2 separate regions of the Homo sapiens genome follow, and region 1 is linked to region 2. A link is an interaction called in ENCODE POLR2A ChIA-PET data of the cell type or tissue named here. Cell type or tissue: GM12878. All regions are shown on one strand. Links, peaks and the distances in the headings refer to the core of each region. The heading gives the core; the rest is flanking DNA. Region 1 overlaps MAN2A1 (mannosidase alpha class 2A member 1). Region 2 overlaps MAN2A1 (mannosidase alpha class 2A member 1).

Evidence for each region. ChIA-PET counts read pairs that join two places held together with the same protein. Peaks named below come from ENCODE experiments on the same cell type or tissue, not always from the same donor. Only the 100,000 strongest peaks of a DNase experiment are listed, where the experiment ranks them.
Region 1: POLR2A ChIA-PET joins it to region 2 with 6 read pairs; 3 of 35 experiments call an interaction of 5 or more read pairs at or near these places.

Annotation. Positions count from the first base shown.
Region 1 is chr5:109,731,636-109,747,981 of GRCh38, forward strand. The region is part of intron 4 of MAN2A1 (mannosidase alpha class 2A member 1); the gene reads left to right. Among named protein-coding and RNA genes, the nearest start is that of MAN2A1-DT, 49 kb to the left of the region's middle. In GM12878, for the core only: no CTCF peak of the experiment used is centred there; a DNase peak (open chromatin) is centred at 8,876.
Region 2 is chr5:109,786,867-109,803,212 of GRCh38, forward strand. It overlaps MAN2A1 (mannosidase alpha class 2A member 1), which reads left to right. Exons shown (of 22, transcript NM_002372.4): 11 at 2,068-2,182; 12 at 2,594-2,661. Among named protein-coding and RNA genes, the nearest start is that of LINC01848, 88 kb to the right of the region's middle. In GM12878, for the core only: no CTCF peak of the experiment used is centred there; no DNase peak of the experiment used is centred there.

The DNA.
Region 1 (16,346 bases), core at 6,265-11,264, 53 kb before region 2:
TTTGCTGAGAATGATGGTTTCCAGCTTCATCCATGTCCCTACAAAGGACATGAACTCATCCTTTTTTATGGCTGCATAGTATTCCATGGTGTACATGTGCCACATTTTCTTAATGCAGTCTATCATTGTTGGACATTTGGATTGGCTCCAAGTCTTTGCTATTGTGAATAGTGCCGCAATAAACATACATGTGCATGTGTCTTTATAGCAGCATGATTTATAGTCCTTTGGGTATATACCCAGTAATGGGATGGCTGGGTCAAATGGTATTTCTAGTTCTGGATCCCTGAGGAATCGCCACACTGACTTCCACGATGGTTGAACTAGTTTACAGTCCCACCAATAGTGTAAAAGTGTTCCCATTTCTCCACATCCTCTCCAGCACCTGTTGTTTCCTGACTTTTTAATGATTGCCATTCTAACTGGAGTGAGATGGTATCTCATTGTGGTTTTGATTTGCATTTCTCTGATGGCCAGTGATGGTGAGCATTTTTTCATGTGTTTTTTGGCTGCATAAATGTCTTCTTTTGAGAAGTGTCTGTTCATGTCCTTTGCCCACTTTTTGATGGGGTTGTTTGTTTTTTTCTTGTAAATTTGTTTGAGTTCATTGTAGATTCTGGATATTAGCCCTTTGTCAGATGAGTAGGTTGCAAAAATTTTCTCCCATTTTGTAGGTTGCCTGTTCACTCTGATGGTAGTTTCTTTTGCTGTGCAGAAGCTCTTTAATTTAATTAGATCCCATTTGTCAATTTTGACTTTTGTTTCCATTGCTTTTGGTGTTTTAGACATGAAGTCCTTGCTCATGCCTATGTCCTGAATGGTAATGCCTAGGTTTTCTTCTAGGGTTTTTATGATTTTAGGTCTAACGTTTAAGTCTTTAATCCATCTTGAATTAATTTTTGTATAAGGTTTAAGGAAGGGATCCAGTTTCAGCTTTCTGCTTATGGCTAGCCAGTTTTGCCAGCACCATTTATTAAATAGGGAATCCTTTCCCCATTGCTTGTTTTTCTCAGGTTTGTCAAAGATCAGATAGTTGCAGATATGTGGCATTATTTCTGAGGGCTGTGTTCTGTTCCATTGATGTATATCTCTGTTCTGGTACCAGTCCCATGCTGTTTTGGTTACTGTAGCCTTGTAGTATAGTTTGAAGTCAGGTAGTGTGATGCCTCCAGCTTTGTTCTTTTGGCTTAGGATTGACTTGGCGATGCGGGCTCTTTTTTGGTTCCATATGAACTTTAAAGTAGTTTTTTCCAATTCTGTGAAGAAAATCATTGGTAGCTTGATGGGGATGGCATTGAATCTATAAATTACCTTGGGCAGTATGGCCATTTTCACAATATTGATTCTTTCTACCCATGAGCATGGAATGTTCTTCCATTTGTTTGTATCCTCTTTTATTTCATTGAGCAGTGGTTTGTAGTTTTCCTTGAAGAGGTCCTTCACATCCCTTGTAAGTTGGATTCCTAGGTATTTTATTCTCTTTGAAGCAATTGTGAATGGGAGTTCACTCATGATTTGGCTCTCTGTTTGTCTGTTATTGGTGTATAAGAATGCTTGTGATTTTTGTACGTTGATTTTGTATCCTGAGACTTGCTGAAGTTGCTTATCAGCTTAAGGAGATTTTGGATTGAGACGATGGGGTTTTCTAGATATACAATCATGTCGTCTGCAAACAGGGACAATGTGACTTCCTCTTTTCCTAATTGAATGCCCTTTATTTCCTTCTCCTGCCTAATTTCCCTGGCCAGAACTTCCAACACTATGTTGAATAGGAGTGGTGAGAGAGGGCATCCCTGTCTTGTGCCCATTTTCAAAGGGAATGCTTCCAGTTTTTCCCATTCAGTATGATATTGGCTGTAGGTTTGTCATAGAAAGCTCTTATTATTTTGAGATACGTCCCATCAATACCTAATTTATTGAGAGTTTTTAGCATGAAGTGTTGTTGAATTTTGTCAAAGGCCTTTTCTGCATCTATTGAGATAATCATGTGGTTTTTGTCTTTGGTTCTGTTTATATGCTGGATTACATTTATTGATTAGCGTATATTGAACCAGCCTTGCATCCCAGGGATGAAGCCCACTTGATCATGGTGGATAAGCTTTTTGATGTGCTGCTTGATTCGGTTTGCCAGTATTTTATTGAGGATTTTTGCATCATTGTTCATCAAGGATATTGGTCTAAAATTCTCTTTTTTGGTTGTGTCTCTGTCAGGCTTTGGTATCAGGATGATGCTGGCCTCATAAAATGAGTTAGGGAGGATTCCCTCTTTTTCTATTGATTGGAATAGTTTCAGAAGGAATGGTACCAGTTCCTCCTTGTACTTCTGGTAGAATTCGGCTGTGAATCCATCTGGTCCTGGACTCTTTTTGGTTGGTAAGCTATTGATTATTGCCACAATTTCAGCTCCTGTTATTGGTCTATTCAGAGATTCAACTTTTTCCTGGTTTAGTCTTGGGAGGGTGTATGTGTCCAGGAATTTATCCATTTCTTCTAGATTTTCTAGTTTATTTGCGTAGAGGTGTTTGTAGTATTCTCTGATGGTAGTTTGTATTTCTGTGGGATCGGTGGTGATATCCCCTTTATCATTTTTTATTGCGTCTATTTGATTCTTCTCTCTTTTCTTCTTTATTAGTCTTGCTAGCGGTCTATCAATTTTGTTGATCTTTTGAAAAAAAAAAAAACCAGCTGCTGGATTCATTGATTTTTTTGAAGAGTTTTTTGTGTCTCTATCTCCTTCAGTTCTGCTCTGATGTTAGTTATTTCTTGCCTTCTGCTAGCTTTTGAATGTGTTTGCTCTTGTTTCTCTAGTTCTTTTAATTGTGATGTTAGGGTGTCAATTTTGGATCTTTCCTGCTGTCTCTTGTGGGCATTTAGTGCTATAAATTTCCCTCTACACACTGCTTTGAATGTGTCCCAGAGATTCTGGTATGTTGTGTCTTTCTTCTCATTGGTTTCAAAGAACATCTTTATTTCTGCCTTCATTTTGTTATGTACCCAGTAGTCATTCAGGAACAGGTTGTTCAGTTTCCATGTAGTTGAGTGGTTTTGAGTGAGTTTCTTAATCCTGAGTTCTAGTTTGATTGCACTGTGGTCTGAGAGACAGTTTGTTATAATTTCTGTTCTTTTACGTTTGCTGAGGAGGGCTTTACTTCCAACTATGTGGTCAATTTTGGAATAGGTGTGGTGCGGTGCTGAAAAAAATGTATATTCTGTTGATTTGGGGTGGAGAGTTCTGTAGATGTCTGTTAGGTCCACTTGGTGCAGAGCTGAGTTCAATTCCTGGGTATCCTTGTTAACTTTCTGCCTCATTGATCTGTCTAATGTTGACAGTGGGGTGTTAAAGTCTCCCATTATTATTGTGTGGGAGTCTTAAGTCTCTTTATAGGTCACTCATGACTTGCTTTGTGAAACTGGGTGCTCCTGTATTGGGTGCATGTATATTTAGGATAGTTAGCTCTTCTTGTTGAATTGATCCCTTTACCATTAAGTAATGGCCTTCTTTGTCTCTTTTGATCTTTGTTGGTTTAAAGTCTGTTTTATCAGAGACTAGGATTGCAACCCCTGCCTTTTTTTGTTTTCCATTTGCTTGGTAGATCTTCCTCCATCCTTTTATTTTGAGCCTATGTGTGTCTCTGCACGTGAGATGGGTTTCCTGAATACAGCACACTGATGGGTCTTGACTCTTTATCCAATTTTCCAGTCTGTGTCTTTTAATTGGAGCATTTAGTCTATTTACATTTAAAGTTAATATTGTTATGTGTGAATTTGATCCTGTCATTTTGATGTTAGCTGGTTATTTTGCTCGTTAGTTGATGCAGTTTCTTCCTAGCCTCGATGGTCTTTACAATTTGGCATGATTTTGCAGTGGCTGGTACCGGTTGTTCCTTTCCATGTTTAGTGCTTCCTTCAGGAGCCCACTGTCTGGCACTCTCTAGTGAGATGAACCCGGTACCTCAGATGGAAATGCAGAAATCACCCATCTTCTGTGTTGCTCACACTGGGAGCTGTAGACCGGAGCTGTTCCTATTTGGCCATCTTGGCTGCTCCCTGCACATTATTCTTAACTATATTAAAAAGTTCTTTCAATGAGTGAACATTGAATTTTGCCAAAGTGCTTTGTAATTAATTTGTTAAATTCTTCGTACTCCATCAAAAAAGTAATCTTTTTGGATTTTGATGAAAATTGATGTAAACATTTAAAGATAATTTGGGGAGAATTGACTTTTTATAATTTCCATTGGAGTTTTTTTTTTTTTTTTTTTTTCCCTCTTGATAGGAGGCTTAAAATGCTTACAGGTTTGACTAGGAAGTGAAGGGTATATTTTCTACCAGTACTGGGATTAATTAACTACCTCATCCAAAGGGGCTAGCCACATCCACTCTAGGCATGTGCTGCTACTGGAACCAGAGTTGTCAGGATATCCCTCCAGTTACTCAAGACAAACTAGAATTCCAAAATATTACGTAAAATACCTAGAGTTTTTACACTGAAATGTTAGCTATTAATTTAGATTAATATACCAGGATATGCACACATATGCATGCATAAACACACACACACAGAGTTGCAGACACACTCACACAGTGCTAAACAGATCACATCAGCATTTCTGAATCTGTAGTTTAGATACACTAGTTTGCAACCTTTTAAACATTAATAACTGTCTTGGAAAACCACATAAGCATTGATATTTGTTTTATAAAGGCAATTTTTTGATTAAGTTTTAAATTTTTTGTCAAGTGCAGTGGCTAATGGCTATAATCTCAGTGACCTGGGAGGCTGAGGTAGGAGGATCAACTGAACCCAAGAATTGGAGGCTATAGTGAGCTGTGATCATGCCCCTGCACTCCAGCCTGGGTGACTGGGCAAGACCGGAACTCTAAAAAAAAAGTTTTTTTTAGGTCTTTAGGTGTTACCTTACTTCTTGAGCATGAAAAATATTTCGTATTTTCTAAGAAAATAATTTTATAGTTACTCAGATTGTTTCTGATTTTAAGAATTTATCCCATGTGTAGTTATTTTTGCTTTTTTGTTACTTGTTTTGGGAATCTGATTTTTTTCTTCATTTTGATTTACTTAATTTTGTTGGTTTTTGCCCACCTTACCCTCCTAGAACCTGTTTATATTTTACCAGTTTTTACTCTTGACCTATCTGCTTTCATCTTTCCTAATTCCTTCTACTCACTTTCACTAATGCTAAATGAGCCAGTCCACTTAATAAGTTCATCTGTGTGTTTACCTTTTAGCAATAGTCTGACTAGCTTTTATGTTTTTATATGCTATTTTCTCATTATTGTATTTTTCCTACATATTTAATAACTGTACTACTGTTTTCTTTTTGACTTAGGTATGTTAGAAAAATAATTTTCAATTTGCAAGTGCTATTTTTTCCCAGTTATACTTTATTATAAACTAGCTTTAATGTCTTATGGCCATAGAATATGGACTGTATACTCTTTTTTTTTTTTTTTTTTTGAGACTGAGTCTCGCTCTGTCACCCAGGCTGAAGTGCACTGGTGTGGTCTCAGCTCACTGCAACCTCTGCCTCCCAGTTCAAGCGGTTCTCCTCCTTCAGTCTCCTGAGTAGCTGGGATTAAGGCACCTGCCACCATGCCTGGCTAATTTTTGTATTTTTAGTAGAGACAGGGTTTCACCATGTTGGCCAGGCTGGTCTTGAACTCCTGACACCTGCCTTGAACTCTGGTCTTGAACTCTTGAACACCTGCCTCAGCCTCCCAAAGTTCTGGGATCACAGGCATGAGCCACTGTCCCTGGCCTGTATACTTTTTATTCTTTAGAGATTTTTGAATTTTTTTTTTTTTTGTTACTTAATGTGTGATCAATGTTGATGAAGCTTCTACTGGTGTTTGAAAAGGTGGGGTTTGTAGAATATAGAGTTTGGTATCTGCTAATTCCGTATTTTACAACTACTGTTTTTATCTTCGTACAGTCAGTTTTGCTGTCATATTGCATACACGTTCTTAAAAATAATGTTATGCAAAATTGTGCAATATTAAACCCAGGGCTCATGAAAAAGTATCGTTAGAGTGTAGCACTCTAAAACTTCATTAGTGATGTAGACACACACAGAACATGGAAACCTAATAAAGATGCTAATCCAGTTTTACCTGTGTTAAATTGGTTAAAAAATGCATAAATATATATGTCAGTTTACCTTGAAAAAGGCCTAAAGTTTGCTTGTGGAAGGGTGTATTGGAAGGAGTATAGATTCGAGTTATTACTGAGAAGTGATGGCAAGTAGGTTAGCTGAAATCTTTTGGAAAGTTGAATAGCAGATGTGGATGACTGTGGCTCATAACCCTTGATGAACTGAGGGAGCTGGTAGATGTTTGAGGTGTGTGCGTGTGCTTTGTGCATTCCTTATACAGCTTTGTTCAGCTGCGTGAAGTTTTGTACCTTCATCTAATGTTTCTTGGAGACTAAATTGTGCATAAGCAAGGCAAAATTTATTTCCTCATGTAATCAATCACCTGGGAACTCATTCCCATTTTTGAAACAAGTGTTTATGGCAGAACTGACTGTACTTATTTTTTGCTACTGTTCCCCTATCAGCTTTTATTTTTTGGGTATTTTATGTTTTTTTTTTTTTTTTTTCCATTCTTGCCTGATCTTTGTTGGCTTCTGTATTAGCTCATTCATTCATTCAACAGACACTTCCCGAACGTCTACTATGGGACAGGGACTGCAAGGTGGGCACTCCTAGACTAAGATTTATTTTTCTTCATTGTAAACTGTATGTATCATCATTGATACCATCTTTTCTCTTTTTTATAATTAATATTGTTATACTACCACTCTTTTGTTGTTCGTTTGCTTGAGTTTGCTGTCCTTTTTACTTGAAGGACAGTCAGCTTGGTGGTTCTAAAGGCTGGGAACTGGAACCAGTCCGCCTAGGTTCAAATTCTGCCAAGTCCCATCTACTGTGTGGCTTTGAGCAAGTTATTTAACTTCTCTATACCTCAGTTTCTTCATTTGTCAAATGAGGATAATATTGAAACCAATTTTATTTGGTTTTTGTGAGGATTGAATTAATTCAGACAACATGCTTAGCACAATGCCTGGCACATTTTAAAACCCCAATAAACATTAGTGCTTTTTTAACTTTTATTTGAGACTTTGAGTATTTCTCCTGGATACCATATGTAATTTTTAATGCTGAAGTCTTCTATAATGGGAGACTTTTCTTTTAGTTTTTGTTTTTTTTTGAAACAGGGTCCCACTCTGTTCTCAGGCTGGAGTGCAGTGGTATGATCACAGCTCACTGCAGTCTCAACCTCCTGGGCTCAGGTGATCCTCCCACTTCAGCTTTCCAGTAGCTGGGACTACAGGCGCACACCACCACGGTGGCTCATTTTTGTATTTTTTGTAGAGATGAGATTTTGCCATGTTGCGCAGGCTGGTCTTGAACCCTTGGGCCCAAGTGATCCACCTGCCTCAGCCTCCCAAAGTGCTGGGATTACAGGCATCAGCCACTGTGCTCAGTCCGTATAATGGGAAGATTTTAACTGTAATTTTTTTTTCTCTTCTCTCTTAAAGCTTTCTTATATAATGCTTCATTGAAGGTAACTTTTTCCCCATGCTCACTTACTTTATTTATGAAATTTCAAATTTTCACTAAGTTATATATCTAGGTAGTATAACTTTTCATTAAGATTTCCACCTATCAATTCAAATGTTTCTTTAGCTTATGTGTTCTGTACTTACTGATTTACTACTGCTTTTGTTTCATTTGTTTTAGAATTCAAGTACGTTGTTATTGTGTCTCTAGTCTCTCTTTTTCATATGCATTTTTAATTTGTTGTATTTACTGTGTTTTGGGAGATTTTTCCCAAGAGTCTTCCCTGCCACTCCCTCGGTTCAGTACTCTGGTATTGAGTCTTTTCTGGCTTTGAGTATTTGGTTCTAACTTTACTTCTGTGCTTTTTGTATTGTTGTCCGTAAGTCCAAGTATTTCCCTCCTTTTTTATTTATCCGTGAGCAGCAACAGCTGTATCCACACCTGGAATTTGTCCCAAAACATGGTGTAACTTGCCTTGAATCCCTTTCTTTTCTAACCATATACTTTCAGTTTCCTTGCTGTGGGTACTAGTTATTACTGGCTGACCAGCATCCACTTCACCTGATTTCCTTTTGGGAAGTGGTCTCTCACCCAAGGAAGTCAGCTCCTCTTCCTTGTTGCCTAGCCCAGACAAGTCAGCTGTGACCTGAGCTCAGTTAATCAGCATATTATTTCCCAGGGCTTTGAATCTTTAGAGAGCGAAGTGAGGGCTGACAGATGGAGGGAGGGAAGCAGACACAGAAGAATGTTTACTGGTCATTCCTCACAGCACCTTGCATTTGCAAGACTCTTCCTGTAATAAGATCCCTGTGTTCCCTGCAGCATGATTTCTCATTTTCCTCCAGCCCTTTGTTAAGCCTGGACTTTTAGCCTGTCTTCAGTTCTGTGTGTTCAAGACAGTATCCAGCATCAGTTTGTATTGCTTGCAAACCAGAAAGCTAGCTGATAGGAACTTACAACGTCTCCTTAGTTCCTCTGTTGGAGAATTACATCCTGCAAGATTATATGAGAATCAGGGATCAGCAGTTGGGGAAGGTGTCCTGGTTGTAAATAGGACAGAGTGAGAGAAGAGAGGAGCTGGGGCTATGAGAAGATCTGGAAAAGGAGTGCCCCATCTATGAAAGGTTTTCTGTTTCTTTGGTGTAGCTGCTGAGCCTGGGGCTGGCTTTCTCCCTCTAGCTTTGTTTTTGTGTGGCCTGTAAGCCAGGTAGGAGATGTGTGTCTGAATGTGCTGCTTCACAGAGTCCAGCCACCTCAGAAGGAAACTGGGTCTGCTGCTGGCTGCTTGTGGTCAGGTGAGGCCAGCCATGCTTGGCTCTCTCCCAGCATGGCTTCATTAAGGAGACTGCCTCTGCAGCAGTCACAGTGCATGGGCAGAGAGACTTCTGCAGAGGGGGACTCACACAAGTGCCATGAGGGCGAAGAGTCTGTGATTAGTATCTGTCCCAAGACTCAGCTTTGCCTCAGCCCTTGGCCCTTCAGTTTAGGAGCTGTTGACCGAATCTCTCAGAATCTTCTTATTTATGCTGGGATTCCATGCTGATTTTTCATGCAGGGCAGTTGCAGGTCAGTACTTGAATTATTTCAGTTTTACTTTTACCATATCTGTCAGAAATGCTGCCAATTTTATGGCCTGCGGATGGCCTGTTTCTCCTGACTCTACCTGGATGCAAATTTTCCTCCCCTCTCTCTTTTTTTTATTCTGTTGGTTATTTTTCTTAGGTTGAACCATATAAAATTGCCAATATTTGACTACTTTTGATATACAAAAATGGCAATTTCATGCATCAGTCCAATATTACACATAAAATATGGTAAGATATTGGAGGGGACTGCAGATTAGAATCTAGTGCTCAATCTTTGTCTCACTCAGATTTGTCTCACTCAGATTCCTTCTGAGTGAGAACAGCTTTTTTGGCATTGGAAAATATTCTGGAATACAGGCTTGATCGTGAACAGTATCATTTTGCTTGAAGGAAAAATGGTTTTATAGCCAGATTAGTGCAGATGAATTCTGTTTCTGGTCAAGATTTGCTAAAGTTCTCTCTCTTCTAGCTGTAATAATTCACTTTTATTCACTTATTACATTTGTTTTTAGAACTAGGGTAATAGCATTCCCCCCCACTTACTTGAACAAAACATTCTTAGTGTTAGTTGCTTAAATGTATGTTTTTGGAGGAAAACTTAATAGATATTTAAGTTTGCTCCTGTTATTTAAATTCTGAGCTTGTACTAAGTGGCATTACTAATAGATTTTTTTGTGTGACTTCTAGTGTAATGCTTATGCAGTGGCTTTTCTCTTTTTGAAGATGAGCTATGGATTAAATCTGTACCTAAATTTGCAAGCTAGCTGTTGCAGAGCAGAACCTGTTAATTCCAGCAGAGTTCCACGTAAGCTTTCATTGTCCCTGAAGAATACCAATTGATTGTGGGAACTTAACAGAAACAAAACTCAAATGATCCTTATAATCTATTCTAGCAGTGACTTGTTTGATTCTTATCCCCTCCCCCAGCAGCATTATTATTCAACTCTATAAGCTTTTAAAAGTGAAAATCTAGTTAACTAAAGAGAGATCTACGTAAACAACATCTATATTTTCTGTTTTTTTGTGTGATCTGAAATAATTTAATCAATTATAATCATAGTACCTACTGGTAATACATATCCAGTGGATTTAAAAGAAGCTGCCTTCCATTAAATAATCAGTGTATTGTTTTCTATGCTTGTTTTATTTTGAAAATGACTGGTGGTGTAATTTTTTAAAACTTTTTAGGCTTCACATTTGAATATTTTTTGGCTAAATGCAGTTAAATACTGCATGATGTTTATAATACATCAAAATGTGAACCCTTATTGAGAGTCAGGCAGCTGAAACATTAGCCTTAGCATTTCCTTTGACTAGCACACAGCATGTTACATATTCATTGTTCCTCTCTGGGCTCTGAGATATTGGAACAGCTTTTATATTGCATCTGCTCTTGCTATTGAGACCAGTGTTGAGTGGAGAAACCCACGAATTATTAGAACCTAAGAACAGTTTATATATTCACCAAAGTCTTGACCAGTTTCTCTTTGTGGATCTTTTAGTGTGAAAAGGGGCTCCAAATGTGTGCTGAGATGAAGGTACCATCAGTTAGTATAGATTTTTTATCTTCACCAAATTGGTGGGTTTCATTGCTTTAGCAAGAATGCAAACTCTTTATTTATATAATCTTTGTACTATCTTCTTACAATTTTTCCCCTAGGTTTATATTTAAGTGAACCTTCCACTGTCTTCTCAACTATCTCTGCTTGCTTCTTGAAATCAGAGAAATATTTGATGTTACATTTTTAAATAAGAATCCAAACTTAACTAATGTGCATCTTGGGTTTTCTAAGAAATTGGACTATTAATCTTCCTAAACAGACTAATTCATTATACGTTTTATACAGGTTGGATTTTATGGTATTTAACTGAAGGTTGCTGTAAAATTTATAGAGCAATGGGAAGTTACAGTGTGTCTTGTGATATTCAGAGTCATTTGCAGATTTGGATTGAGTTTAGAATCTAAAGATATTTAGCATTTCATCAAAGCACTGAAAGCAATGCACCAGGGTCTAAAATAACTTTAGTTCTAATAGTTGAAGCAGTGGTTTACGTTTATTTTAGAAAGCATATGTTCTATCCCTACCTTTTCAATTCCAGTTCGTCTTGAGTGAGACGGCTATCCTTCCACCTCTCATTCCCTTCAACCACTGGCATCTATTTATGTCATGGAGACCTGTAAAAGCCATGAGGGACTTCTCAGGTGCTCTGCCCATCCCTTGGATACTTTCTCAAGCCTCAGAGAGGATTTTTTTGCAGCATTGACATCGATCACTCCATTCTCCTCGAAATTCTGTCCTCTTTTGGCTTTGAAGTGACCTTGAGCTCTTTCACTTTCGGGTCTATTCTGGCACTGCTGACCATTCATTTTTCATCACCTCTCTGATTTCCTCTTCTGCTTACTTCCCCAATGTTCCTGTTCTCGCCTGTTGGGGAACACTGCTTAGTTTTCTTCATTTTGCATGCTTTTCCACACTGTTGTTTTAATTACCAGGCATTTGGACTACTTCCAGATCTAAAGATCCAACCTGGACTTCTTGTTCTCTAGTTAGTGGCAATAGTAAGAGATAAGCACTCGTTTAATTATTCAGCCAATCCTGTAGCATTCTCTTGAGTTAAGGTTCTTTATCATCTTCATTCTCCTGTTGAGGAATCTGAAGCAGAGGTGTTAAGGAAAGTGCCTAAGGTCACCCAGCTAGTAAGTGTGGAAATAGGACCCAAGCCAGGCAGTCTTGCCCCAGAAATAGTGGGCAAATAATCTTCACCTCTGTGGTGCTCTGCCTTTCCACCTCCCTTTCCTGTGACATCCAGTTAGTCCCTAAACTCTGTGACTTCTGCCTCTTCAGTGTCTCCAGACTCTGACCCCTGCTTTTCGTCTCCATTGCTCTTGTCTCGTACTATTGTGAAAACCTCCAAATGGCCTTTCCATTTCCAGCTGTGCCACTTCTAAGTGTCTGCCATTTCATCAACAGAGTTAGTTTTCTAATATGTGAGTCCCACCATGTTTGCTTTAAAATGCTTTGTGGTGCTTCAGTCTCAAAAGGCACAGGCCACTATCCTTTGCCTGACACATACTGACTTTTTCTGTCTGATTCCTCCCGACTTGCTCATCCTTATCTCCAGTCACTTCCTGCTTCACACTCTACTCAGGCATTCTGAGCCACGGGTGTCCTCAGACACATGCCGTTTTGTGCTTCTTAGGAATTTGCCTGTGTTCAGCTTGGATTTTTATTTTTTTCCTTTTGTGCAGTGGATAATTTCAGTCTTACTCATTTTTAACACTCAGCTGAAATATTACCTCATCTCTGAAACCTTCCCTTATTTACTTCTACCATTCATTCAGCAAATATTTATTGTGTTATGCTCCAGAAATGTAGGAGGTAAGCAAGACTGACCTGGTCCCAGCCCTCAGAAAACAGCAGGGAAGACATGTAATTAAACACAGTATAATAATAAAGGGTTTTCTTCTATAGAGGCAAGAAGGGGGTCTTGGAAGGCCTCCTGAAGCAAATGATATTCAAGCTTAAACCTGAATGATGACTAGAACTAGCCAGTCAAGAAGTGGGTGTCAGAGGGCAGAGAAGGAATTTTAGGTTGTGAGAAGAGAATGGTGATTATGGGCCAGGGATTAACAAGGGCATGTTTGAACATCTGAAAGATGTTTATTAGACAGCAGCAGTTGGGGAGGGTGGGCAGCGAGGGTGTGTGTGTAGAAGCTGGGTAAATCTTGGCCATCAGGGAGATACATATCAAAACTTCTAGAAGATACTGTTTCCAACCCTTTTAGAATGGCTAAAATAAAAAAGATGACAACGTCAAAAGTTGGCAAGAATGTGTAGCAACAGAAACTCATATGTTGCGGGTGGGAATGCAAAATGGGGGCGACTTTCTGAAAAGCCTCCAAAGAGTTTTCCAAACTTAAAATATATACCATGTGATCTGGGGGCTCCACTCCTAGCAATTTACCCAAGAGAAATGAAAAAATGTTCACAAAAAGACTTGTACAGACATTTTCATACAGGCTTTTTCCTAGTAACTTCAAACTGCAAGCAGTTTAAATGTCCTTCAGCAGGTGATGGATTAAAAAATTGTTGTATATTCATACAACAGAATACCTAGCAGTAAAAAAATGATAAATTACTGAAATACACAGTAATATGGATGAGTCTCACAAATGTTCAGCAGAAGAAGAGAGACAGAAGAGTAAATATTGTTTGATTTCCATTTTATGAATTCTGAGAGGAGACTCAACTGATCTATTGTGATAGAAATGGAATGTCAGAGTGTTTTTTGGGGGCAGGGTGAGTGGGCGAGCATGGATTGGAACGGGGCATGAGGGAACTCTCTGAATTGGTGGAAGTAGTCTATATTATTTTGGATAGTGATTACAGTTGTCACAATTCATGAGACTGAAAATATGTGTATTGTATATTGTTATATCTCAATTAAAATATTTTAGAAAATGTAATACAATATAAACATACAATACAATAAATACAATAATATAATACAATACAGTAAACATAATGATATATGTCTCTCTTGATATGGAAAGATGCTCATGGTATAATGTTAAGTAAATTAACTTGGTTAAAAACTCTGGCTCCCATAACCCTTTGTGCATATATATCAAGGTAGTGAGTTTTTAAATTTTATTCTTTAACGTCTTTCACATTTTTCAACTTATTTTGAATGAGTATTTTATGAATAAAGTATTGTTTACTATACAGTGAAAGATTTAAAGTACATCCCCTGCTTATTAAAACTTTGCAGAAATTATTGAACCATATGAGAAATTTATTTTTATTTCTATTAAATTAAATTAATTAATTAATTTTAGAGACAGGGTCTTTGTCACTCAGGCTGGAGTGCAGTGGTACTATCATAGCTCACTGCAACCTCAAACTCCGGGCTCAAGTGATACTCTACCTCAGACTCCTGAGTAGCTAGGATCTACAGGTGCAGGCCACCATGCCTAGCCAATTTTTATAATTTTGTAGAGATAGGTTTTACTATATTTCACAGGCTGGTCCTCAAACCCCTGGCCTGAGGTGATCCTCCTGCATTGGTCTCCCAAAGCACAGGGATTATAGGTGTGAGCCACTGCACTTGGTCCCAAGACATTTTTAAATAAATTTTCATGACTATTTTTAAGCTACAGTTCTGTTACTTTTTTTTGTTTGTTTTGTTTTGAGACAGATCTTTACTCTGTTGCCTAGGCTGAGTGCAGTATTGCAGTCTTGGCTCACTGCCACCTCTGCCTCCCAGGTTCAAGCAGTTCTCGTGCCTCAGCCTCCCGAGTAGCTGGGATTACAGGCATGTGCCGCCACACCCAGCTAATTTTTGTATTTTTTGTGGAGATGGGGTTTCGCCATGTTGGCCAGGCTGGTCTTGAACTCCTGACCTCAAGTGATCTGGCAGCCTTGGCTTCCCAAAGTGCTGAGATTACAGATGTGAACCACCGCGTCTGGCCTCAGTTTTGTTAGTTTTCAGTGCTTAGGAGACACAGGTTATAGCATTTATAGTTCAGAAAAAAATTTAGTTTAATTTACTTTTTAATATATGCCCCAATATATACAAAGGATACACAATGAAAAGTAAGGTACTCAGCCACTCCTGTCTCCTTGTCATTTTGCTCTTTTCACAGGAGGTAACTACTATGACCAGGCTCTTATTTATTTTATGGATGTATGGGAAAACATATGCACATGTACATAAAGGCATAGGCATATATATTATACAATGATAGCATGCCATGCACATTGTGCTGGTTTTTTTTTTTTTTTTTTGAGTGGGTCTATTTTTTAAATTGTAAATAAGCATAACATAAAATTTACTATTTTAACAATTTTTAAGTGTACAGTAGCATTACAACATTTACATCATTGTGCAGCTGTTACTACCATCCATCTCTAGAACTTTGTCATCACCCCAAATGCAAACTTTGTACCTGTTGAACAGTAATTCCCGTTCCTCTTGCTCCTGGCAACCACTGTTCTGTTTTCTGTCTCTACAAGTTTGACTACTCTATTAGGTGCCTTATGTACGTAGAATCATATAATTTTTGTCCTTTTCTGTCTGCCTTACTTCATTCAGCATAGTATCTTCAAGGCTCATTCATGTTGTAGCATGTATCAGAATTTCTTTCCTTTTTAAGGCTACATGATATTCCCCTGTATGTATTGAAAGTAGTGACAAAAACCACAATTACTTTTGCACCAACCTAATACATACCACAGCTTATTTATCCATTCATCCTTTGATGGACATTTGGGTGGTTTCTACGTTTTGGCCACTGTGAATAATGCTGCTGTGAATATGAGTGTGCAGATATCTGTCCAGGTCCCTTCTTTCCATCTCCAGAAATGGAACTGCTGGATCACATAATAATTCTATGTTTAATTTTTTTTTAATCACTGTCATTTAGGTGTATTTTTTTGGCAGAGTAAAACATTTAAATATTTTACATAGACATAAATATGAGCATGATAAGCATTGACATGAAAATGGCAGTAATTCTGTATGTGTGCTTCTTGTATTTTTGTTATATTTTTATGTCATGCTTTTTTGCAAAATACATTATAAACATTTATGAATTTCACTAGTTTTCTGTGATATCGTTTTTAATGGCTGAATAATGTTCTGTCACTGTATGGATGAGTTAACTTGACTAATCTCTTACTTTTGGAGATCTAGGTAATTTTTTAACTTTTATCTTTGAAAACATCTGTTTGTATCCATGATCTCTATTTATAATCTAATTTTATACAAAGGTAACAAAGAGCTGGGGGGAGAGGGTGGGTACAGCAGTTTCATTTGACTGACAATATAATCAACATTTAGCTGTATGATTTTGTCCTCTTTGTTGCCTAAAACATTATTCTCTAGGGCTTTCCCCAAATTGTTTTAGAACAAGCAAGTTGACATGCTTTTTCTATAGGGTATACTGCCTGGGAATAATGTGGAATTGCACCAAGGAATCAAAGGGCAGTATAAGGACATGTGTAATACAAGATTCGTGCATAATTTTTTCATCACCATGCTGTTTTCCATACTACTGTACCATTTTACATCCCACCAGCAATGCACAGATTTCTAGTTTCCTCACATCCTTATCAACACTTATTTGCTGTTTTATTATTTTAAGTAATAGGCATCCCTAATGGGTGTTGTACCGTGC
Region 2 (16,346 bases), core at 3,719-8,718:
ATGTCATATGAAAAAAATCTGTAGACAACTGGTTCTGGTATGGCAGCTCTGCAGTGTCATCAGGCATTCAGGCCCTTCTTTCTCCTCTGCCATAGTAGGGGGAATCTGAGAGCATGCTGTCAACAATAGATCGAATGTGTATATAGTTACAAACTGGAAAGCAAGAATACATCATGGCATATTTGGAGATTAATTCTAATCATGGCATGAAAAAAATGAATTAGATTGGGACAATGTTTGTAATAGTCAGCTTAAAAGTATTAATAGATAATGTGGCTTATGTAGAAGGGAAGAAGAAATGGTAATGAGGTCATTTAGAGAAATGTTTTAGAATTCCGCTAATTATTCCTAACTTGTAATTAAGGTAGGTGGGAGAAAACGGAACACAGGGTGAGCGTGAGGGTCCTAAAATGTAGACAAACTATATAGTGGCAGACATGCTAACATCTCCTTAATACAACAACCATAACAGCAAACTAAGAAACTGTGATTCCCAAGTGATTTTTCCCGAACCGTATTCCGTATTAATAGGATAAGTGTATGTTTGGAAATTAGAGGCCCTGAAAAAAATCCTGTATTAATGAAATGTTGAAACGTTTAGAATTTTGTTTTACCCAATGTTTCCCAAATGTACTGTGTTTCATTTTGTTTTGTTTTAAGCAAAGCAGCTCTATACATCCTGAGAAAACATTTGGGGAGTGATATACTGTAGTCTTTAGTACTCATCTTATGAGAAGGCTGCATGTGTGCCTTTAGGATGCAGACATTGATCCTGGCTTTCACTCAGTTTAATTAGGACTCTTTAATACATCTGGTTTTAGGTGGTGGAGAACATGACTTTCACTCTGCAGATTCAGGCTGCCTAATAAAGATAGCCCTGTAGACAATAGAAAGGAACTTAGATTGAGGGTCTTGCTGTCATAACTGAACCATATTCGTATGGTGTTTTAGTATGGTGAAAACACTTAATGCTGTCTAGGAAAACATTTGAATATGTTGGGAAGTTTAGTTAGATTATGGCATGAACTCAAATCCATAAGATTTTAGCATTAAAATTATAGATTTGCCATGTAAATGTATTTAATTAATAACATTGATCATGATCACTTACATCTCTGAAGGAAATATTAATGCTCTGCAAAAAAGAAGTTAACTTCTTTTATAGGTTTTCTTGTTGTTGTTGCATGACAACAAAAATGTCTTCAAGGCATAGATCCAAAGTTGCTTTCTGTATTGGAAAAAATAATATAATTGAAAACGTGATTAGCGAGGAGTTTCTACGTACTTCTCCAATATGAATTTGCCTATGGATGCCTGGTCTGTAGAGCCTTCAAGAAACGTAACTGAATTAGGAAAAAAAAAAAAAAATCTTCAAGCAAGTTCTTTTTCCATGAGTAATGCTTCAGCAGTAGCGGATGTATTTCAGAATTGGTCTGGAATCAGTAGACTTTTGATTCCTTAGACATAAAAATACAATTTGAATATAGTTAGTAATTTCAGTGACCAAAAAATTTAACAGGGATAAAGACAATTTCATTATTCACATCTGTCAAAAACTCTTGTTCTGGTTCTCTTGAACAAGAACATGAAACTAAATTAAACAAAACATCTATTTTAATTCTTGGGGTATGACTTGTATACGAATTGAATTTTCTTGTGAGCTGAATTATCTCATGTTTTTATTCATTGTTAAAACCCTTGTTAGAGCTTTTTCTAAAGTAGCAAATCATTGTTTTTTTGATAGAATGCTTCAAAGTTATTGGGGTGATCCTACTGGATATTATTATTTGGTGCGATATTCATAGAAAGTATACATAGTTTGATTATGTTTATGTGTTTCAGGTGTGTCCAGAAAGCTTTCGGTTTTAAATGGATTCTTGTCAGTTATATCTTCTGATGTACTTAGTTCTAGGGGAAAAAAGAGCAGGTTTGTCATAGATTCATTATAGGTTTCACTTTGAATACAAGATGAAGATACTGGTGGTTTGGCTATTAGTAATGAAACTGAAAATATTGTATGCAGATTTTTAAATTGTTTCTCAGACTAATAAAATTTTTGATTTACAGACTTTTTCATTCGTTAATGGTTTTGGAGAAGATAATTGGAAATTCTGCATTTCTTCTTATTTTGAAGGACAAACTCACATACGACTCTTACTCTCCTGATACCTTCCTGGAGATGGTTAGTAATTTCATCTATGGTCATCATAAAAATGTGTAATTCCATTGTTCTTGCATTAGCAAAGAGGATGAGAAGCTTAATGAAAAAAGACATTGAAATATAATTTTTTGTACATTATTTGAAAGAATTTTTATCACTTAATATAAATTACCTGTATGTTCATCTTTTCTATAAATATTTCAAAGTATGTGAAATATGTAGGGTTTTAGAATACTATTAAGATGTTAGTAAGGCAACTGGGGCATTATAACTAGTTGTTTTGCTTGGCTTTAATTAGAAACCCCTTGATATTTAACTTTTTATAAGTCCTTAATCTGTTCCTCCTAAACTTGAATTTGAATGGTCTTCTGGTTTCAGGATGAGTCCATGGAGTGTTAAGTAAAATTAAAAAATTACTGTTCATTTTTATAGGATTTGAAACAAAAATCACAAGATTCTCTGCCACAAAAAAATATAATAAGGCTGAGTGCGGAGCCAAGGTAAATTCATAATTTCTTACAAATGTTTACCACTTTCTGGCTTAATAGTTTTTGGTTTTATGGTTCTGGTTTTTAGTTAGCGTATATTTTGAGGCAATCAATTTATTAATTAAAAAACTCCTAAAAAATGGATTTTCTTTCATGACTGTGTTATGCTCAGTGCCAATAGCTAACACAGTGCTTAGTATATTGACTGCTGAATAAATTATTATAACAATATTTCTCACAGATATAAGGTATAGCATGATAAATATATAGCTTATAAAACATTTTCTTATCTCTATAAAATTTTCAGATTATATCCTTTCTTGATTAACCTTTCATTTAACTACCTTGTTTTCATTAATCCCTGATCCTATTTTTATATGAAAGAAGAAACTTTATTATTATTGGAAGATCAAGGTTTCTACTGTAAATTGTTTATTAGATAACTGTCATTTTGCTGGTGAAACAGCCTTGTTTTAGCACTATTGATTTATGCTAAAGTAAATGGGAAGGGTGTTCAGTGACCTTAAACCAGGGCATTTAATTGGTGGCTACCTAATAATTATAAAGAAATGCATTATGTTTTATTGGTATTTCTTTAAACAGCAAGGTATCTGTTTTTAATAACCAAATATTTGTTGGTCATTTCCTAGTTGACCCAGGCACACAGTGGTTATTTTTTGTAATATAACCTTTAACTGTCAGAATCAAGATATTTAGTACCTCCTCTTGCCAATTATAGGATAAAACAATAATTTCAAAGAGTAATTCATTATTTCAACTAAATATATTTTATTAAAATTATTTAAAAATAAATGGAATGAATGTAAAAAGAATTTATAGTTGCTAGTAAAGTTGAGACTTTTTGTTAAGCATAGACTAAAGTCTTAGTTGTCTAAATTTCTTTAGTAAGTAGAGACATAAGGTGTATACAGCTTATTCCTTAGAACGAGATAATAAGTTTTTTTATTTTAGTAATACTAATGTTCTCTGTAACACGGCAGAAGCCTTAGGAGCTTTCAGATTGCCAGGTCATAGTTAGGATGAAAGGATAATGACACTGAAAGAAATATTTCTTATAAAATTACAAAATGTTTTCTTTGTCTTAAAATAAGTTATGTTTTGATGCATTTGGGGTTATATGCCTGTTCCTTAAATATTGTGTTCCTAGTAAACTCTGGCATTAGTAAATCTATTTGGCTTTAGGCATAGTTCTCTCATCTATTAACTTTTCTTTCTTTTTATATTTTGGTGGAGGAAGATCTTTGTTTTTGCTGGTTATAAGAATAATATATGCTGATATAAGTGATTTGTGCCCCATCTCTGGGTGCTCTTATGCTGGGTGCAGTGAGGCAGGGCTGGAACCATAATAGGTCAGAAGAAAAGATGTTCCCTTTAGTTTATCTCCTTCCTTCACTGTCTTTGCCTTAGCAAACAATAATTGATAATTTTGCCTTTCTAATGCCAGAAGAAGAAAGTTAGGAAATGTAGTATATTAATGAAAGAGAAAAATATTTTTAAGCTTTCATATTGAGGAGTTTTAACTACAGGTAAACATAAATGGAATTTCGGGGGCTATTAGTAAAATGATTGCTTTTTGATATTTCTTTTTAAATAGTTTTTATTTAAATAGTATAGGGTTTATCTTCCTATTACTTCTTTACAGTTCTTTTTTTATCAAATATTGACTTCCTATTTCTGTAGGTTGGTAAATTAGGAATACTTCTGATTGGCAGATTCTTATTTGTTTTTATGCTTATTATCCATTTTATAGGTTAGGGCTTCTTAGATTTTAGGTTTTAAAATCTCTATTTTACTTGTTAGCTGCAAATTATTTTAGTTACTGATCTGTCAGTAAAAATAGATGAACAATGAAGGAATGATAGTGGCCTTTAAAATGGAAGAATTTGATTGTTTTATTTAGCAGGTACTGAAAGTAAAATAATTGCCCTTTTCAGTTTTTAAATTGGAAGCCTTAGAGGTGTGGCTGTGAGTCTTTGTCATATTCTTCATGAGTCTTCTTTAATGTTGTAAGGGTTGGCTTTTTTTTTAGTTATAAACACAGTTCCTGTTTGAGTAACAAATTATCTCTCTAAATAAACCATGCATTCTCGATGGGGGAGATATTTTTTCCAAGAGAGTGAAAATTGGTTTTTGGGGATTTGAAGAAAATCTTACTCTTTTTAATATATAAAGCACAGATATAGTACGTAACAGGTAAACAGTTTGTGTGTGGCATTAAAATTGTATGTGGGTGATTAGTAAATGTCTAAAAAGAGTCCTTAGGGAGGTGATAATGTAAAAAAGATTGAGAAATACTAACTTAAACCCATAGAATATAAATAATACACGTAAATTTGATCATGCTGTTGGCAATATTAGTTATAGCAATAAACCTAACATAACTTTGTAAGTATTTAAAAAGTAGTCCAAGATCTGTTTAAAGTGACATTAGTACATGTTGATATGCCTAATTTAGTTCACACAGTTATGTGAGCTATATCATGTGTGGATTCGTAGTTTTTGTGTAGAAAACAGATACTTCAGAATATCAACTAAGATATAAAAAGAAAAGCCCTCCCATAACGCATTGCCATTGGCTTGTTTAATGGTTCTCCCTGGATGACCTCCCAGCACCAATAATTTAAGTTCCTCTGATTTTCTCCATACATGCTTTCCTTTTGGATGCCAGTCTTGATTAAAAGTATTGTTATCTTTTTAGTTATCTAGGTTCTGAAATCCCAGAACCTACTTTGACCTCTACCTTTTATTATTCCTTAAATTTCATCACTTGGAGAGTCTTTTTTTTCTCATCTGTGAAATGCATCTTCTCTTTTCCTGTTACTTTTTGGTTCTAAGCCATACTTCGTGCCTGAATTACTTCAACAGCTTCTTACCCTTTTGTCTTCAATTTCCTATGCCCCTTATTTATTACATGAAGTTATCAGAGGAATCTAGCCAAAAACAGAGCTCTGAGAAAGTCACTTCTAAATTCAGCATTCTCTAGGTACTTCTTCTTACCTATTGAGGAAAGTCTGACCTGATGGTCAAATGTTTTAGTAGACTATTGCCTAACAAACTAATCTAAAACTTAATGTCTTAAATACAATTTATTATATTTCCCACGTTTTTGTAGAACTGCTGGTCAGTTCTTGCTTGGGGTCTCTCATACCATTGCAGGCAATTGGAGATTGGGACTGGAGTTCCCCAAAGATTTGACTGGGCTCAGTGTGCAGGAGGGCTCATATACATTGCTGAAAGTTAGTGCTCCCTGTTGGCTGAGGGTTCAGTTGGAGCTGTTAGCTGCCAGTACTTACACATGGCCTCTCCATATGACTTGGGCTTCTCTAACCATAGTGGCTGGTTCCAAGGGGGAGTGTTTTAAGATTGAAAGTCTCAAAAGTGAGTTTTCTGGGTAGAAACAGCAAGACTTCTTAAGACCTAGCTTTGGAAGTCCTAGAAGGCCATTTTCATTACATTCTATTGGTCAAGGAAGTCATTAAGGTTAGCCAAGATTCAAGGGGAGGGAATTACTCTCCATTTCCTGATGTGAGGAGCATGTATAGGAAGCAGTGGGAATGATGGTAGTCATCTTCGGAGACTAGCTATCACAGTTCACCTATAGGCTACCTCAGTTCACATACCTTTCATGTACGGAGTAACCTCACCCACCTCCCAAGATGTCCAAAGTCTCATCCCATTATGCTATTAGCCCCAAATTTCTACCTAGATCAGGCCAAAATGGGTCACTCATATGGCTGGCAGTTAATGCTGGCTTGTTTCTTCCAGTATAATTATTTAAAGTTAATCACAGTAGATTGTAAACTCCTTGAGAGTAGGAATTATTTCTTTATTTCTAGCATCATGCCTGTGGTATTATATGCAACATAGCAAGAGTAATTACAGATTCATTGAAATACATTTAAATATTGACTGAAGAGAATATTAAGCTTCAGACACCAGATATGCATAGAAGAACATGGTTCACATTCTATGTGAAAATGTGGTATCCTGGTATATATTCTCCTCAGGTGGTTCTTTGGTCTCATATTTGGAGGTTGGGTGCCAGAGTGCTTCTAAGTAAACTTTAAGACCGTTACAAATAAAGATAAACCATAATTCAATAAAGCTTGGAATTTGTATAACTGTCCATTTAAGATTTTAGTTTTATACCATGAGACCTGAAAAATTTCAGATTGCATCTCAGCATCATTGCATTCTTACAGAGTTAACTTCGTTAAGATTGGATATTGGGTGAATGTTCAGAATGGATGGATATAAAAGATAGTTCCAAATAGCTGAATGAATTGGCTTTATCAGATTGGTTTTTATATGTAAGACTTATTGTTATGATCAACATAGCCTGATTCTACATTTTGTATTTTTAATATTGTTATTGTAAACAATTCTTCTGGCACTAATTATCTATTAGTTTAATGGGATTCAAGGCTAGCTTTTTTCTTTTCTTATGTTATCAATATATTTTTATACCAAGTAAGAATGTGTCTTAGAAAATATCTAATATCTCTACCAGTTGTTTACACATAAGTTTTAAATGAAGAAGCCAAACTCGCAACCTTATTTTTATTGTTTGGAAATGGAATTTCTAGGAAAATAGAATTCTGACCACTCAGATTGTGGCAGCATTATTTGATAGAGGCATTTGGAGCTTAACGGCGGAAGTGAGATTCCATGACTTGAACCAAGGCGGCTCTAGTCTGAGAAGTGAGTCTGGTGAAAGAGCTGTTAGTGTACAGAGGGAGCGCACTTTGTGCTCAACTGTGGAGGAGATGGAAGTGTTAGCTGCGATAATTAGTCCAGGAACTGTCCTTAATAGCTCATGGATTATGATGGTTTAAGCTTAAACCTTGACACGTACTAGAAAACTAGTATATAGAAATGTCTTTCCATTAGTTAACAGAAAAATGAGTGTAAAAAGTCAGTAAGATTAAAGGTTTTCTTTCTTGAAACTGGTCGGCTATATTTTTTAATTATCCTAAAGAATTCAAGGCAATAATAGAATACAGGATTTGACATCCTGGACCCTCTCCAGCTTCTGTTATTTTGAGAAAAGCTGAGATATTTTTACCTTTTAAATAAAGCTGTTTTGAACTTTTCTTTTGGTGAGGGAATTAGTAACTGATGGTCCTAGAGACTCTTAAACACATAAAAACTAAGCTATTCTGTATTCCAGTCTAGTTTAGTTGTATCTAGGCATTAATAGTACAGTGTATTTATGAATTTTATTGGATTTGAAGGATGAGTTTATAAACTGTCCTCTAGGATGCTTTTCTGTTTAAATATATATTGCTTGTAAAAGGTATTTGTATGTTTTCACCTATGTTCTGTCTCTGTTATGTGTTAACTCTGATTTTTTTCAAGGTATAGGTTGGCTAGTTCCCTGATTATCCAGAAGCACTTTTCATCTTGTCTGTAGTCTACTGGAGTGTTTTCAGAAAGGATGCTTTATCCAAAAGACTGAATGGAATATGTTATATTATGTAAATAACCAAAAGTTTCTTAAGGAATTCAAGGTACCTGCAAGATGCTACGTTAGTTAATTTTATGTTAAAAATTATTTGCATTGACTAGTGGTTGGTACTAGTGTTGGAGCAGTCATGGCTTGGTAGCAATACAAAATAATCTTATTTGGTGTTTGCCATTCCAATTCAGTCATCACAGGATTACATTTTGCCTAATTTTTCAAGAAAATATAAAGGTCTCTTGGGGAGGAAATGAGGAGAAAAGGCTCCACCTTTGTTCCAGTCCCTCCCACCCTTAGCATTTCTATGTATTTTATGACATCAGGAATGATGAGTATTAATTCCTGACATACTGTTTCAACCTCACATTGACTGAAATTAAATAACATCTATTATATTAAAAAAATAGTTGACACTTCCAGTTTACGTGATGGCTGACTAGAGACCATGAGACTGACTCTTAGTTTCCCATTAAAGCTCATATGAAAATGTAGAAGATGATGAACAGTTGTAGGAATACCAAAACCTTGGCTTGACAGTCAGTGTATTATCACAATCTAAGATGTCCACAAACTACAAAGCTGATAGAACTGGTCTGAAAAATGCAATTACTTGCTGATTAATGATAAGCAGTTAGAAATAAAAGCAACCTGCATGTCTTTTAAAGCAAGTATGGAGAATGATTCCTTTTCCTTTTCATAATGTCTACCCCCAAGGCTTTCAAATTCTGGTATTATATCAACTAGAAAAGTGAACAAATATTTTTCTATTGGAAGAGTGCTACTTTTGAGGCTATTAGGAAGTTAGGTAGCTTTTCTTTTTTTTCTCTTCTTCCTCCCTGCCTAAGGTCTCTGTTGACCATCTTCATTTAATTGACCAAGTAGATCAACTGACACTCTTCATTCCTTTTCAGTGCCCATGGTAATGTGGCCTTGTAGCTAACAGGCTGTTAGCTAGCAGGCCAATGTACTTCCCTCCCTCCAGTCTTTCAGTTGTGTGATTATCATGAATCAGTTATTTATTCCTAAACAAGTTGTTGTTATTTTTTTCTCATAAACCATTTTATTACGCTGTTGAATTACATAAAAACCCTTTTTTATGAAGTTGAGGACTTTGGAAATATTCAGCAAAGGTGAGTCACTGATAAATGTTGGCGAGATGACTGCAAAAGATTTGGGAAGAAATCATAAAAATATAGAAGCCGGCTGCACTCAGATTTTCTTAACATTTTTGAGTTTAAGTTCTTGCTATACTTTAGAGAAACCTAAGCTTGGAACCACAGAAGATTATCACATGTTTGGTTATGCAGAAAATATGAAAACTCCAATTACTGGTTCCATAGTCAAAGGATTTGCATATTTTGAATATGATACATGTATATATTTCATGGTAAAGTAAAATATTAAGAATAACACATACATATCATAATGATCTTCTACTTTAACTTTTATTTTCAGCTCAACTTTAACTCTTTCTGTTAATAGATCTATTGCCAGCCTTGATCACATTGATGAAAGGGCTTCCACTGTGTCCATATTTTGCAATCAATTTGGAGACTAAATCTGCCAGAAATAAAGTAGGCAGGAACAAGGAAACTTAACGATAGATCATTGAGCTAGGAAAGTCCGCTCAAGGAAATTGCTGTTGGTGGTGGCATGGGCAAGAATACTGTGATATTCTTTGTTGAAGAAAGAAGCCTTCCCTTTGTTCAGAATCAGAGCTGGTATAGAAGACTGAATACCAATCAGGCACAGCCACCTTGGATATTAAACCTTTTGGAAACTTGCGATCAGGCTGGATCCATGCATGTGAGCCTATTATTCACCCACTCTTTTTCTCCATCACTGAATCCTCTTTACATCCTTCATGACATTATTAACAAACTGGCCATGTCATTTATTCCTTATTGTGTGTCTCACTTGGTAGACTAGCAGCTCCATGAGGGTAGAGAGCTTGTTTGGTTTTGCATCCCCTGGCAAATACCTGGCACACAGTAGGTGTTCAACAAATATTTGTCAAATAAACTAACTACGTTAGAGAAGGACTTCAGCTAATATCAAAATAAAAAGGACCAAGGGTAGTTTTAGCAAACACAGAGTCTAGGTAAATGTCTACTTCTTTGAGGATAAGTGATTGAAAGGTTGTCATAGGAGAGCTGTGAAAAAGCTCTACAGACTGATTAAAAAATAGGGTGCAGCATGAAGACTCAGAAGTGTAGCTTACTTATTAAAATGATTTATTACAGAGACCAGATGAAAATTTTTTTAAAAAAAGAGGACCTGGAACTCTCAAAAAGTTTTGAGTTATAATCTCTGAGAAATATGAAACAAGGTGAAACACTGAAACAAAAAGATGACAAAAAATGAAAATGAAAATATTTGGAAGAGGAGAGGAGTGAGATAAGGAGAGATTGTTGGAGGGGCAATAACAGACCATCTTCACTAGTGATGCTGAAGAGTAAAGCTGACACTGAAAGAGGGTATGGATGTGAAAAAAAAGTCCATGAGATACTTTTTTAAGAATGTAGACAAAAGGAAGACAAATGCCAACAATGAGAAGGAAGATGATGATCGGTATGGAGGACAAGATTCCAACAAAAGAATTAAAAAACTTTAGGAAAAAATACAGCAGAGGCAATGATCAAAGATATAATTGATGAAAAGTTTTCTGAGCTGAAAAGGCCTCCCTTTATAGATGAAGAGGGATAAGTGCTGGGTAATAAAAATGAAAAAAGAGCCACCCCGAGTACACCATGGTAACTTAGTTCAACTAAAAGGAAAAAGGACATATTAAAAAAGTGCCCAGGCAGAAAGACTATATTGTATAATATAGAACAAACGCTAGACTGACTTAGACAGGAAGACTATGAAGTTTTGAAATCATTTTATACTCAAAGTTATCTTTCATATGTGAAGGTAGTAGAGAGACATTTTCAGATATGAAAACACTTATACCACAGGCACACTTCCCATATTTTTAAAAAGAAATTTTAAAAATTTCTTGATGAGGTCAGTTCAGCTGACTGATAGATGAATTAAAATTAGCAATTAAAAATGAAGAATTAAAAAGGCATTGGAAACAATTAGACGTAGTGAAATCTAAATCATTATTGTCAATTTTATTGTCAAACTAAAGGTAGAAGTGTCCATTTAGTTTTGATAGAATTTAACAGCACCATGGATCTGCAGCTTCAGGTTATATTAATGCCTGAAATAGGTGGAGAGGCAGGAGCATATAGGAGATCCTAAATAATAGTTTTTCTTCAAGAAGATTTAAAAAATACCAACTTCTGGTGAGAGTGATATTTCGTATTCCATTGCCTTCACTTACTATCAGTGTACTGTTAACTCCTCAAACATCTGTCTCTGCTGAGAAAAGTCTCCTAAGTTCTAGACCCACTGGCCAAGTGGATAGCTCTCTTGGGATGGCCCATTAGCAGCTCCATTTCACCGTGTTTAAAACGGAACTCCTCTTCCCTGCTTGAACCTGTTCTGTGGTCCCAAGCTCTTTCAATTTTAGAGTGACCAGATATGACAGTTTTTTCACTATTAGCCTCTTTCACTCTCAAAATTAGTTTGGACAATAAATTATGGGGCTACCCTGATCATCTTGTCTTTTTTACTTTCAACTCGTATCCAAACACATGCTAGACCTTTTCATTCTGTGTTTTGTTTGTTTGTTTTGTTTTGTTTTGTTTTGTTTTTGAGATGGAGTATCGCTCTGTCGCCCAGGCTGGAGTGCAGTGGCACAATCTCGGCTTACTGCAAGCTCCGCCTCCCAGGTTCACACCATTCTCCTGCCTCAGCCTCCTGAGTAGCTGGGACTACAGGCACCCGCCACCACACTGGGCCAATTTTTTTTGTTGTTGTTGTATTTTTAGTAGAGACTGGGTTTCACCGTGTTAGTCAGGATGGTCTCTATCTCCTGACCTCATGATCCGCCCACCTCAGCCTCCAAAAGTGCTGGGATTACAGGTGTGAGCCATCGCACCCAGCCTCATTCTGTTTTTTAAATGTGTCTCAAATTTGTCCTCTTCATCTTCAATGCTACTACCCTGCTTCAGACTGCTACTGTCCCTCCACTGGGTGATGGTAATAACCCTGTGACAGATGTCCCTGCCTCACACATTTGTTGGCGGAGTTTAATACGGTTATGTGTATGAACTTCATAGTATGGGACCTAGCGCTTAGCAGGCACTTAACTAATATTAGCAATGATGTAACTTAGCTCAAAACCCTTCTTTTTTCCATTACCCTAAGGATAAACTCTAGACTCTTTAACGTGGCTTGTGTGCCTGTATTTTTGTCTCTCGCATCATCTCTTGCATCAGCTCAGTCTGCACTATGTGCTCCAGCCCCACAATGACTCTATTCAGAACACAAAAATTCAGAGAACTATCAATTCTTGGACACTCCATTTTTTGTTATATTACCTCTACATCTTTACTACCTGGGGGGTTAAAAAAAACAAAAAAGCAGGCCAGGCGCAGTGGCTCATGCCTGTAATCCCAGCACTTTGGGAGGCCAAGGCGGGCAGATCACCTGAGGTCAGGAGTTTGAGACCAGCCTGACCAATATGGAGAAACCCCATCTCTACTAAAAATACAAAATTAGCTGCGCATGGTGGCGCATGCCTGGAATCCCAGCTACTTGGGAGGCTAAAGCAGGAGAATCACTTGAACCCATGAGGTGGAGGTTGTGGTGAGCCGAGGTTGCACCATGGCACTCCAGCCTAGGCAACAAGAGCAAAACTCCGTCTCAAAAAAAAAAAAAAGCGAAAGAACCAAATCACAACAAAAAATCTCCAATCTTGGCCGGGCATGGTGACTTACCCTATAATCCCAGCACTTTGGGAGGCCGAGGTGGGTGGATCCCCTGAGGTCAGGAGTTTGAGACCAGCCTGGCCAACATGGTGAAACCCTACCTCTACAGAAAATACAAAAATTAGCCGGGAGTGGTAGCATGCACCTGTAATCCCTGCTACTTGGGAGACTGAGGCAGGAGAATTGCTTGAACCGGGGAGGTGGAGGTTACAGTGAGTCAAGATTGCGCCACTGCACTCCAGCCAGGGCAACAGAGTGAGACTGTTGTCTCAAAAAAAAAAAAAAAAAACAACCTCAGACTTCACCTCTAGATGCACCCGAATGTGCACACACACAGACATGCACATGCACACATACACCATTTGCCTGATAAATTTCTGATTGTCTTTTAGAACTCAGCTTAGATGTTACATCTTACATCCTCTGGAAACTTGGTTGAGATCCTTGAAGCTAGGTAGTGTTCTCATATGACTCCATGGGACTGTGTTTACCCACTAAATGCCTGCGTAATAGTCCTCTGAAGAGACTTGCTATAAACCTCTTGCCGGTATGGGTTGGTCTTGTTCATTATTCCAAAATGGTGCCTAGCAAATCTTTAAGGAAAATGACCTACTGCCAGTAGCATTTGAGCTAGGAATTGCACTAGAGGGAATCTGTCCTGCAGAAATAATCAGATATGGAGGTGGAGAGAACTCTGGAAAAGGACGTGCATTTCAGCTTTGTTTATCATGTGAACAAATATTTTAAAAGACTTAAATGTTTATCAGTAATGAATTGGTCAAATATTCTACATGTGTAAGTTATATAGAAAGATTTTTAAAAGATGCCTAAATTAGCATTTCTTTTTGTAATAGAGAACATAGGGCTGGTAAATTCTGGGATTTTAACTTAAGTTTTTATGAAATTTGTGTTTTCAAGTTTTATGGAGTAAATGAAGATGACTTGTTTGAATTGAAGTTGTGAATGGTTGAGTGAAATATGGAAGAAGTGCTTGGTACATAGGAGGTGTTTGCTAAACTAATAACTAAAAATTGGAGGTGGAGAGAGTGAAAATTATGAGAAAAAGTCATGTAATCATTAGGCAATTAAATAATTTATCCATAGTGATGAACCCTTATGGGAAAAGTTTTGATTTAGAATCATCTCGCATTCATTGTTTTCTTCTTTAAAGGTGAAGTTTTTTGTACTTGTTGGCTTTCCTTTGTTACCCAATATGACTTCTTGTATGTATAGTGTTTCATTTTGTATTGCACTGAACTGCATACAACAGAAACCTTATTACAATGGCTTCTGAAGAAAGCCTTTTATTATTCTTATGGACAAGTTTCAAGGCAGGTAGTTAGGGCTCATGATGGGTTCCATGGTGCCGTCAAAAGTCCAGGCTGCTTTTACCTGTTAGCTCTACCACTGTTAGCCTGTGGCTCTTGTTCTTGTGAACTCAGGATGGTTCCTGCTTCTACATACAGTACATCTGTGTTTCGTCCAGAAAGAGGGATGAGCAAAGGAGGAAGGTCATGGCAGTTGGGATAAACTGGGGACTCAGTAACTTTGTCAGAATTTCCACATACTGGAATTCTAATTACATGTCATTGTCCAGAACTGTGCCACATGTCTGCATCTAGCATGGGGAAGCAGGTTTTTTTTGTTGTTCATTTTGATTTTGTTTTTTAAGCTATGACTGTTGCCATCCTAAATAAAATTGGCTTTCTATCAATAAAGGAGAAAGAGATAATGGTTGTTGGGTAGGAAGGAGCAGCATCTGCAAATTAGATTCATTAACTAGATCAAAAAGCAGCTACCAGATTTTCTGTCAGCTACTCTTCCTTGCCCACTTCGGCTCAGGGACTGGAGTTGTGTTCTGAATACTCTAGGAGCAGGTCTATACTGAATAAATCAGTAATGGTTGTTAGAAATGTCTTTAAAACATGTTCTCAAGACTTATCAGTTAGGAAAATCATACCAAACACAATGAAACTGAAAAATTTTCTACATATTCTAAAACCAAAACATAATTAGATGCTGCAAAATTAAAAATTTAAAGAGATAAAGAAAAGCTCATAAAATAAGAGCATATATATACAATTGAGATTTGGGTTATTTAAATATTAAGAAAATAGAATATTTATTCTTAAACATTTCCTGTTTATTTGTAGGACTATGTGGGCCTATGTTAAAATATAGTTCCTTATTCTTTGATTCATACATTCATTCATTCAGTGACAAATTTACTTTGTATTTCTGTCTTGGGCAGCACTGTACTGGTATGTGTTCATATTTTCTTGCCTCTTTCATTTCTTCTTGATTCTTTCTTGCTCAGAACCTACACAGGCAAGGTCTCTTTTCTAAGTGACCTGTGATTTATACTGTACTGTGTAGACTGCCCATAAGACAAACCCTCAGTGCCTTACCTGAAATCTTCAGGGGTAGATGTATGTGAGGGTTCAGAATTCTTTTTAATTTTAGGAAAGTACTGTGCATATGTGGCATATTATTGCACAGTCTCCTTTGAAATTTCTGAATGTTCCGATCAAAAAATAAAGATTCTATAAAGCTTCATGTCAGTTCTGTTTAGATTTACTACCAAATGAGTTATAAAAAAGCTTTTGATTTTTTCAGAGCTTTTTGGATTTCACAGTTTAGAGATTGTAGTTCTGTAGAGTATTGGTTTGGGCGAATTATGAAATTGCTTAAAATAATTAGCAAGCTTCCTAAAAAGATGCATTATAGCAGAAACCATTTTGATTCTTCTAAATGGCATTGATTGTTACTATCATCCATACTTGGGTGCCTCAGCTTTTCTTTGTTCTGATTCCCATCATTTCAAAAATCTGTTCAAAAATGTCTGTCTCTTAAGAAATCTTTGCTAGCTGAGCAGTGCTTTTCACCCTTTTGTACCACATTCTCTAAACATGTAGGTATTTAGGTGTTGACTTTTTTTTTCTTTGCGAGAATTCATTCCTTGACTTTACTGAGTGTTGTAGCTTCCTAATTATACTTCAAGCTTCCCTCATCATCTGAATTCATTTTTTCAAAAGATTTATCGTTCTATTCTTGCATCTCCTAAAATAATGCTTTTTGCATTTCTTGCATCAGGCAGTTTAAAGTTTATGATAGGCTACCTAATACAATATAATTAAATATATATTTTTACTGTCATTTAGAAGTTCGAAGAAAAGTGTTTGTCATTAGGCTATTACCAGTCTCACACATTGATTTTTAAGTGATATGCAGTGTGGGATTTGCCTTAGTGCTTTAACAGCATAGGATTTTAAATCATTCTTTTCTTCAATTTCACATGAACTTTAAAAGAATCTTCCTTACCAGGCCCTTATAATTTAGTCTGCTATGATTTTGTTCTTAGGTACAAAATTCTTTTAGATTTTATTTGTGAAAGT